Linked DNA regions of Homo sapiens: region 2 is linked to region 1. A link is an interaction called in ENCODE POLR2A ChIA-PET data of the cell type or tissue named here. Cell type or tissue: K562. All regions are shown on one strand. Region 1 overlaps PDE4A (phosphodiesterase 4A). Region 2 overlaps ILF3 (interleukin enhancer binding factor 3).

Region 1 (5,000 bases):
TTCCCTAGGTCCCACAGAGTCCCCTCCCTCCCTCTCAGCCTCCCTGGGTCCAGCCTCACAGGGCATCTACCCCAGACAGTTGCTTCTCTGCGGACCCCTGACCTGCCTCTGTCCTCAATCACAGGCACGCTGAAGACCTCATCGTAACACCATTTGCTCAGGTGAGACCTCTTCCCAAATGGTTAAGGAGAGAAGGGGCTCCAATGCTCCGCCACACTTGGGGACAGGGCCCAGCCCCGCTGCCTCTCTAGGGGAACCCCACTCCTCACTGCCGCTCCCCATCCCAGGTGCTGGCCAGCCTCCGGAGCGTCCGTAGCAACTTCTCACTCCTGACCAATGTGCCCGTTCCCAGTAACAAGTAAGTGAAGGCTGGGCTGCAACAGCTGTGATCATAAGGTGAAGCATATGCGGGTTCTGCTCTCAGCCCTGCTGTGTGACCTCTGGCAGGCAGGTGACCTCTCTGAACCTCTGTTCAGACAACAGCTCCCAGAAAGCCAGAGAGCCATTGCAGGTCAAGTGCCTAAGACACAGAGGTGTTTTTTGTTTGTTTGTTTGTTTTTTGTTTTTTGTTTGTTTGTTTGTTTTGAGATCAAGTCTCACTCTGTCACACAGGCTGGAGTGCAGTAGTGCGATCTTGGCTCACTGCAACCTCTGCCTCCCGGGTTCAAGCAATTCTCCTGCCTCAGCCTCCCGGGTAGCTGGGATTACAGGCATGCACCACCACACCGGGCTAATTTTTGTATTTTTAGTAGAGATGGGGTTTCACCATGTTGGCCAGGCTGGTCTCAAACTCCTGACCTTTGGTGATCCACCCGCCTCAGCCTCCCAAAGTGCTAGGATTACAGGTGTGAGCCTCTGCGCCCGGCCCAGAGGTTTTTATAAATAAAGATTTAGGGGTCTGGATGCATGGTGGTGAGGCCACAGCCACAGTCCCCAGGCCCACCCTGGGTCTTGACACCAAGTTGCTGGGCAAATGGCATTCCATGGTGCTTCTGTTGCCCTTCTGCAAAGTGATGATCACAGCCAAGCGTGCTGGCTCATGCCTGTAATCCAGCACTTTGGGAGGCCAAGGCAGGAGGTCACTTGAATTCAGGAGTTCAGGACCAGCCCAGGGGAAACAAAATGAGACCCTGTCTCTAAAAAAAAAAAAAATTAGCCCAGCATGGTGGCATGTGTCTGTGGTTCCCACCTACACAGAAGGCTAAGGCAGGAGGATAGTTTTGAGCCCAGGAGGTTGAGGCTGCAGTGAGCTGTGTTCCCACCACTGCACTCCAGCCTGGGTGACAGAGCAAGACCCTGGTTCAAAAAATAAATAGATAAATAAAGTGAGGATTACAATAATGCCTCCCTTAGATAACTGCTGTGAGGAGAGGAGATGATGTCTAGAAAGTGCTAGAATATTGCCCTGCGTACATAGGAGTGGATCTTAATTGTTTCAGTGCAAGAGATGTGGCTGAGAGCTGCCAGTCCTTCTGGGGGTGGGGGATAGAGACATCCTTAGGGGCTTGGAGGATTTGTGGAGAGTTAGGCAAGAGAGCAGAGATCTTGGAAGCCCAGGACCTGACCTTAAGGCGGATCAGCCATGTGGTCTTGAAGAAGCTGTTTCACCTCCTTGAGCCTCAGTTTCCACATCTATAAAATGGATTTTTCTGGGACTCATTGAGGCTGCAGGCAGAGTACATGGCAGCGTCCTTAGGACACGGTGAGTTTTCAGACAAATGAAAATTGGCACTGTTCATGAAAGCGGGAGGCAGGGACCTGGTGGGGGGACCCAGGCTGACATTGCAGCCCCATTTTTTTTTTTCTGCAGGCGGTCCCCGCTGGGCGGCCCCACCCCTGTCTGCAAGGCCACGCTGTCAGGTAGCTAAGCCCAGAGGGGTGGGAAGGGGCCCCCCTTGCTGCCCCAGTGGGGGTCCCTCAGCCCCTTCCCCACCCAGCAGTCCACTCACCTGGCGAACCCCGTCACGGCGGTCTGGAGCCTCTGGGCTTCTGCCTACAGACCTTCTCAGTCACTACCCTGGCTGCCCCTTCCTTAGAAGAAACGTGTCAGCAGTTGGCCCGGGAGACTCTGGAGGAGCTGGACTGGTGTCTGGAGCAGCTGGAGACCATGCAGACCTATCGCTCTGTCAGCGAGATGGCCTCGCACAAGGTGTGCAGGTGGTGGGCAGAACCCCTGGGCGGGGCAGGCGGGGGCGGGGCCAGTGGGTAGAGCCAACCGCTGGATGGGACCAGTGGGCGCGGCCTGCGGATGGAGCCAGCCATTAGGTTGTTCCTGTGGGCGGAGATAGCTACTGGGTGTGGCTGATTAGGGCAGGGCCAATCCCTGGGCGGGGGCTGGTGGAGCTGGGCCCTATGGATGGAGCCAACCACTAGGTTAGGCCTGTAGCCGAGGCCAACTATTGGGCGTGGCTCATGAGGGTGGGGCCAATCTCTGGGTAGGGTCTATGGTATGGGGTCAGTCCCTGGGTGGGGCCAACCCCTGGGCGGCAGCTTCAAGGCTTGAAGCTCCTGTAGATTATGACTTTCCCCAGGGCTGGAGGAGCCTGGTGTGTGTTGTGGGGTGGGGTGTGTCTGTCTGGTTGTACATGTGTCAATAGGTGACCGTTTCCGTTGGGGGGTTTTATGCTTTTATGGTCTGCGGGGGTGTATCTGCGGCTATAGGTCTGCGTAGCCGCTGGTTTATTGGCTACGCATTTGCAGCGCTGGGGTGTTGGGAATAGATTCTGAAGAGTGGCACGCCAGTGTGTACTTGTGTAGGTGTATAGGTTTGCACGGGTAATTATGCAGGGTTATAGGTGTGTGGGGCTGTGCCAGAGGGGTGCGCATGTCTGCAGGGGAGAGTTGGACCAGATGGGAAACTGAATGTGTAGCTCTATGTGTTTGTGAATGTGTGTGTTTGCAGGGCCGTAGGGGTGACTGCAATGCTCCCATGTACAGTTGTGCAGACGGTGCACTGCACAACTCCAGGGGACACCATTCAGGAAGCAGGCAGTATGTGTGAATGATGCTTCCTGGAGTTGGAGAGAGTGGTAACAGCCCTTGTGGGCGGGTGCCTATCAAGAAATGATCTGTAGGTGGGAGTGTCTTTGTTGGGGGGTGCTTACAGCAGTGGGTGGAGGCTTGTATAGGAACATAGCAGTCTGAGGGCGATTGTGTCCCTGAGGGTGGATCAAGCATCTGAAATGTAGCTGTGTCTTTGGATATGGGTCTGAGGATGTTTCTGCAATGGTGTGTGTGTGTGTGTGTGTGTGTGTGTGTGTGTGTGTGTGTATTTTTGCATCTGTGAGTATATTTCCTTATGGATTTGTCGGGATATGTTTGTGTCCAAGGGCAGTGGATATTTGCAATGGTTGGAAAGTGTGTCTGTGGGTGTGTTTAGTGTGTGTCTGTAAGTGTGGCTGGCTGGGGAGGCCAAGGCGGGCGGATCACCTGAGGTCGGGAGTTCGAGCAGCCTGACCAGCATGGAGAAACCCCGTCTCTACTAAACATACAAAATTAGTCGGGTGTGCTGGAGGGTGCCTGTAATCCCAACTACTCTGGAGGCTGAGGCGGGAGAATTGCTTGAACCTGGAAGGCGGAGGTTGTGGTGAGCCGAGATCGTGCCATTGCACTCCAGCCTGGGCGACAAGAGTGAAAACTCCGTCTCAAAAAAAAAAAAAGAAATGTGGCTGGTATCTCGGTGTCTGTCTATAGGTGTGGGTCTGGATGTGGGTCTGGATGTGGGTCTGTGCCCTTGGATGGGGCGTGTCTGAAGGCATTTGCTATATGCTCAGCTGTGGACCTATAAGTGTGTTGGACATCAGAGTTGTGACTGTCTCCGGGTGTGTGTGTGTGTGTGTGTGCTGTAAGTGTACAACAGAAAGCATTTGAGTATCTGTGTATATTCAAGTGTCAAGTGCCTGGATGTGTGTGGGTGTCCCTGGAAGGTGTGTCTCAGGGTGTTTGTACATCTGTGAGTGTAAAGTGGATGTGTGTTTCTGTCTCTGGGTGTGTCCATGGAGGGGATGGGTCCTGATGGGGACAGCCCACCTAGGTTCTGGCTGAGGCCCATGGGCTCTGATGCCCCTTTAATACCCCCCCACCCCCAGCACCACCTGACATCCCATGCAGCCTGCCAGTGCTGCAGTGAGCACACACGCACACACACGGGTGCACACACAGAGCTCCGCAGCCTCCTCCTGGGACCCTTGCCCTGCCCCCCTCCCATGGGCACGGACCCCCCACCGCCTCCACCCACTGCCGCGGGGGGGCCCGTTGGGGCCCAGGGCTGGCGGGCCATGTAACCAGGGCTGCTGCTGGGAGCGCGGAGGGGAAGGGAGCCCCCAGCCCTGCTGGGCCGGCCCAGGCCCCTCCGCGGCTCCCCCTTCCACTACCCACCTGCCCGGCACCCCCTCCCCAGTGGTTGTTAACCCCGGGACTCCCCAAGCCCAGCCTCTGTGTGCAGCAGCCCCAGGCGGGCTAAGTCTCCAAGATGCCCTTGGTGGATTTCTTCTGCGAGACCTGCTCTAAGCCTTGGCTGGTGGGCTGGTGGGACCAGGTAGGAGAGTGCAGGGTAGGGGGTGGGCGGGCATCCTGGTGAGCTGGGCCCCCGGTGTGGGCTTGTGTGTGCAGCTGTGCACGTGTGTGGCCTGGAGATGAAGCCTTGTGACTGTCTCTGTGTGTGGCCCAGGGCTGGGCGTGGATGGCGGGCAGCTGGGGGTGTGTGACTCTCCCTGGGGGTGGACTGCGGGTCCCTCACTGGGTGTGACTGTGTCAGTGCCTGGATGTGTGTGTGTGTGTCTGCGATGGTGTGTGTCTGCCTGAGTATAGGCTTGTTTGCCTGGGTCACTGTGTGGCCCTGTCTGAGATCATCTGGCTCTGACCATGGTGTTGTGTGTTGGGTTGTGTGTCTGAGCCCAGAGCTGCCTGATATTTTGGGGACATGTGACCCCAAATGTCAGTGACCGCCTTATTTTGCATGCCCTTTGATCTGTGTGTCTGGGCTGTGTGACGCTGTGTAG
Region 2 (5,000 bases), 220 kb after region 1:
ATTTCATCCTCCTCTAAGTGGGACAGATGATGTGACAGAGCTGCAGGGCAGCTGAGGAGTGGATCCCAAGACCCACGGCTGGGCTGTTTGGAGGCATCAGAACCTCTGCCAGCTGTTGCCTCCTCAGGACACAGTCCCCCTGAATTTATTTATAGGATAAGCAAAAAAGAAGTGTACAATCATCTATAAATCTTTGACAGAGTCTTGCTCTGTCATCCAGGCTGGAGTGCAGTGGCCTGATCTGGGGTCACTGCAACCTCTGCCTCCCTGGCTCAAGTGTTTCTCCCACCTCAGCTTCCCAAGTAGCTGGGACTACAGGTGTGTGCTACCACACCCAGCTATTTTTTGTATTGTCTGTGTGTATGTGTGTGTGTAGATACGAGGTTTTCCCATGTTGCCTAGGCAGTTCTTGAACTCTTGATGACAGGCCTGAGCCACCACAGCCTTTGAATCTTTGAATCTTATTCCTTGGAAAGAAAAACCTGATTTACTTTCACAATGCAGATTTGTGTTCTTTCACATGGGACTGACGATTTTGGGTTCAGGACAAAGATCAGGATTAAAATACGGAGCTAATGTAAATGCATTAGATACTTCTGCGGAGCTATTGTAGATGAAGCTGTGAAATTTTTCTAGTGACAATTTTCTTTTTTTTTCTCCTGAAGGTACATCAGCATAGAGGTAATTCCTTTTCTTTTTTGAAACAGTCTTGCTCTGTCACCCAGGCTGGAGTGCTGTGGTGCGATGTTGGCTTACTGCAGCCTCCGCCTCCTGGGTTCAAGTGAATCTCCTGCTTCAGCCTCCTGAGTAGCTGGGATTATGGGTGCCCGCTGCCATGTCCAGCTAATTTTTGCATTTTTAGTAGAGACCATGTTGGCCAGGCTGGTCTCGAACTCCTGACCTCAGGTATTATGCCCGTCTCTGCCTCCCAATAGTTCTGGGATTACAGGCGTGAGCCACTGTGTCCGGCCCATAGTGGTAATTTTTTGGCAGAGGGGGGTGTGGGGGCGGGACAGAGTTTCGCTGTTGTTGCCCAGGCTGGAGTGCAGTGGGGCGATCTCAGCTCACTGCAACCCCCGCCTCCCGGGTTCAAGCGATTCTCCTGCCTCAGCCTCCTGAGTAGCTGGGATTGGAGGCATGCCCCACCACGCCCAGCTACTTTCATGTTTTTAGTAGAGATGGGTTTTCTCCATGTTGGTCAGGCTGGTCTCGAACTCCCGACCTCAGGTGGTCTGCCCGTCTTGGCCTCCCAAAGTGCTGGGATTACAGGCGTGAACCACTGCGCCCGTCCATAGTAGTAATTCTTAAATTAACTTTATTCTTGTCTCTATCTAGCAAGGATATTAAGTGAAGTAAATTGTCATAAATGTTTCTACAGTAAAAACATTTGTGAGAAACCATTCCTTTTTTTTTTTTTTTTTTTTTTGGAGGTGGAGTCTCGCTGTGTCGCCCAGGCTGGAGTGCAGTGGCGCCATCTTGGTTCACTGCAAGCTCCGCCTCCTGGGTTCACACCATTCTCCTGCCTCAGCCTCCCGAGTAGCTGGGACTACAGGCACCTGCCACCACGCCCAGCTAATTTTTTGTATTTTTCGTAGCATCTCTGGTCTTTACCAGGTGAAGTTTCATCTGTGTTAGCCAAGATGGTCTCGATCTCCTGACCTTTTTTTTTTTTTTTTTTTTTTTTTTTAAGGGAGGCAAGGTCTCTTGCTCTGTTGCCCAGGCTTGGGTACAGTGGTGCAATCACAGCTCACTGCAGCCTCAAGCAATCCTCCCACCTCAGCCTCCTGAGTATCTGGGACCGCAAGCATGTGCCACCATGTCTGGCTAATTTTTAAAATTTTTTGTACATACGAGGTTTCATTATGTTGTCCTGGCTGGTTTTGAGCTCCTGGCCTTAAGCTATTTGCTTGCCTCAGCCTCCCAAAGTGCTGGGATTACAGGCATGTGCCATTGAGCCTGGCCAATAATTATTCCTTAAAGATGAAAATAATAGGTATTTTTAAAATCATTTTCAGTGGTTCCTTAAGAGGGGTGAATCACTCTCCTCCCCTGATAACATTTGGTAGTGTCTGTTGACAATGCGGTGTTGGGGTGCTGTGGTGCTGTCAGCACCTGATAGGTGAAGACCAGAGATGAACACCCTATCATGTGCAGAGTAGTCCCCCCAACCAAGAATTATCCAGCCCAGAAGGTCAGTTGTACTGAGGTTGAGAAATCCTGTTTCAGATTTTTCAATGTATTTATTCTCCTCCCAACATATTTACTTAACTTCCTTCAGCTTGAATTTTCTTCTTTCTTTGTTTTGTTTTTTTTTTTTTTTTTTTTTTGAGACTGTGTCTTGCTCTGTCCCCCAGGCTGGAGTGCAGTGGCACAGTCTCAGCTCACTGTAGCCTCCGCCTCCCCGCCTCAGCCTCCCAAGTAGCTGGGATTACAGGGCCTGCCACCGTGCCGGGCTATTTTTTATATTTTTAGTAAAGACAGGATTTCACAATATTGGTCAGGCTGGTCTCGAACTCCTGACCTCAAGTGACCCACCCACCTCGGCCTCTCAAAGTGCTGGGATTACAGGTGCGAGCCACTACCCTCAGCCAAAAGCTTGAATTTTCTTTGTCAAGTCATAAGAAGGTGGTATCAAGAATGAAAATAGTCGTGAGTGTCCTTGTAGATGTGCATTTGCAGCAAGTACATACGTTTAGATGCACCATAGGATACTGCACACTGACTGTTTCACTGCACACAGGGTTTATTCTACACTGGCTGCTCATCCCAGCATGGAAGTAGCAGTGGCTGGATGCCCACTCTGCAGTGTCCACCGCTTTCCCCGCAGCGTCTGTTTGAGGCTTCCAGCAGCCTTGTGGTGTAGTTCGTGTCATTAAGTCCATTATACAGATTAGAGTCTGTATGAGAGTGATTTATCCAAAGTTGATCAACTACTAAAGGGCAAAAGGGGGGTCTCCTCCTCCTGGCTCCTGGATCCGAAACTCTTTGCCATTGGTTTTTTTTTGGAGACTGAGTCTCACTCTTGTCACCCAGGCTGGAATGTAGTGGCGCGATCTCAGCTCACTGCAGCATCTGCCTCCCTGGTTTAAGCGAGTCTCCTCCTTCAGTCTTCTGAGTATCTGGGACTACACGCTTCCACTGCACCCAGCTAATTTTTGTATTTTTAGTAGGGATGGGGTTTCACCATGTTGGCCAGGTTGATCTTGAACTCCTGACCTGACCTCAGCTGATCTGCCCACTCAGCCTCCCAAAGTGCTGGGATTACAGGCGTGAGCCACCTCACCTGGCCTAACATTGCTTTTTTGTTTGTTTGTTTTTTTTTTTTTTTTTTTTTTTTTTTGGTTTTTTTTTTTTTGAGACAGAGTCTCGCTCTGTTGCCCAGGCTGGAGTGCAGTGGCATGATCTTGCCTCACTGCAAGCTCTGCCTTCCGGGTTCACGCCATTCTCCTGCCTCAGCCTCCTGAGTAGCTGGGACTACAGGCACCCGCCACCACGCCCAGCTAGTTTTTTTGTATTTTTAGTAGAGATGGGATTTCACCCTGTTAGCCAGGATGGTCTCGATCTCCTGACCTTGTGATCCGCCCACCTCAGCCTCCTAAAGTGCTGGGATTACAGGCGTGAGCCACTGCACCTGGCCTAACATTGCTTTTTTGTTTGTTTGTTGTTTTGTTTTTGTTTTTGTTTTTGAGATAGAGTCTCGCTCTGTCGCCCAGGCTGGAGTGCAGTGGTGTGATCTCAGCTCACTGCAAGCTCCGCCTCCCGTGTTCACGCCATTCTCCTGCCTCAGCCTCCCGAGTAGCTGGGACTACAGGTGCCTGCTACCACGCCCGGCTAGTTTTTTGTATTTTTAGTAGAGATGGTGTTTCACCGGGTTATCCAGGATGGTCTCGATCTCCTGACCTCGTGATCCACTCACCTCGGACTCCCAAAGTGCTGGGATTGCAGGCATGAGCCACGGCTCCCAGCCCTACCATTGCATTTTTAAGCACCGTTTGGAAATCGCTTCTTTCACTAGTTATCCCTCTTTCAAGTACCCAAAACGTGGCCAAAGACCTGGCCAATTAGAGAGACCCTGACATCCCAGGTGAAATCACTTCCGGGTCATCATACTCAAGACGTTGGCCTTTCTGTTGCAGGAATAGGTGGAGCCAGATAAAATTGTTGATTGCTTTGAGGAGAAAGTGTTTTGAAAGTTGCATTTTATTTTTTAGGCTGTAACAGAAGACAAGTACGAAATACTGCAATCTGTCGACGATGCTGCGATTGTGATAAAAAACACAAAAGAGCCTCCATTGTCCCTGACCATCCACCTGACATCCCCTGTTGTCAGAGAAGAAATGGAGAAAGTATTAGCTGGAGGTAGGGAGGCCGAGACACGCCGGCAGGACTTTGAAAATGTGGTGTTCCCTCACTATTCAAATGTGCTATTCAGTTTTAGACTGCTTTGGTATACGGTGTAGATTGACCACCTTTACTCTGAGATCACATCTCCCGTTGGCTTTGAGTACTTGGGAGTTTGACAAAACAGTCGCACTAAAAGTGAGTAGCACTTTTCATAGGGGACTGCACCATTTTCCTTTATCTTCATCCTTGAACGTTCTCAAACATGAATGTGGAAGTTGCTTTTCTATGGAGCCATTCTCTGGCTGTGGAGAAGTGTCCCTGGTGATTCCATGGTTTTAAAGATGAGACAACCAGATGGTTTCTGCATGAGCACCACGTTGGAGTTTACCAACAGCCTGTGCTGCAGCTGAGCTGAGGGCCTCTTCGTTTGTCCTCTGTCATGGCTCTTTTATCATTTAAAGTGACAGAAGCACAAAGAGCTGATACAGAGTTTTGGATAAAGTTTTAAACTGTTGTCCAATTTTTCAAACCACATCATTGGACCTCACGCTAATAATGTGCTCGCAGTCCATGGCCCGCCGCTCGCATGCCTGTCTTCAGGCCTTATCCAAACCCCTGGTGTGCAGATGGCAGAGAAGATAAACGCTCTGCTTGGC

Evidence for each region. ChIA-PET counts read pairs that join two places held together with the same protein. Peaks named below come from ENCODE experiments on the same cell type or tissue, not always from the same donor. Only the 100,000 strongest peaks of a DNase experiment are listed, where the experiment ranks them.
Region 2: POLR2A ChIA-PET joins it to region 1 with 6 read pairs; 5 of 35 experiments call an interaction of 5 or more read pairs at or near these places.

What each region holds. Positions count from the first base shown.
Region 1 is chr19:10,448,793-10,453,792 of GRCh38, forward strand. It overlaps PDE4A (phosphodiesterase 4A), which reads left to right. Exons shown (of 15, transcript NM_001111307.2): 3 at 125-161; 4 at 288-358; 5 at 1,811-1,860; 6 at 2,037-2,149. Among named protein-coding and RNA genes, the nearest start is that of PDE4A, 31 kb to the left of the region's middle. RefSeq lists a silencer at 2,313-2,422. In K562, no CTCF peak of the experiment used is centred here; DNase peaks (open chromatin) are centred at 2,309 and 3,089; H3K4me3 peaks cover 494 bases.
Region 2 is chr19:10,672,952-10,677,951 of GRCh38, forward strand. It overlaps ILF3 (interleukin enhancer binding factor 3), which reads left to right. Exons shown (of 20, transcript NM_017620.3): 5 at 4,212-4,359. Among named protein-coding and RNA genes, the nearest start is that of ILF3, 21 kb to the left of the region's middle. In K562, no CTCF peak of the experiment used is centred here; no DNase peak of the experiment used is centred here.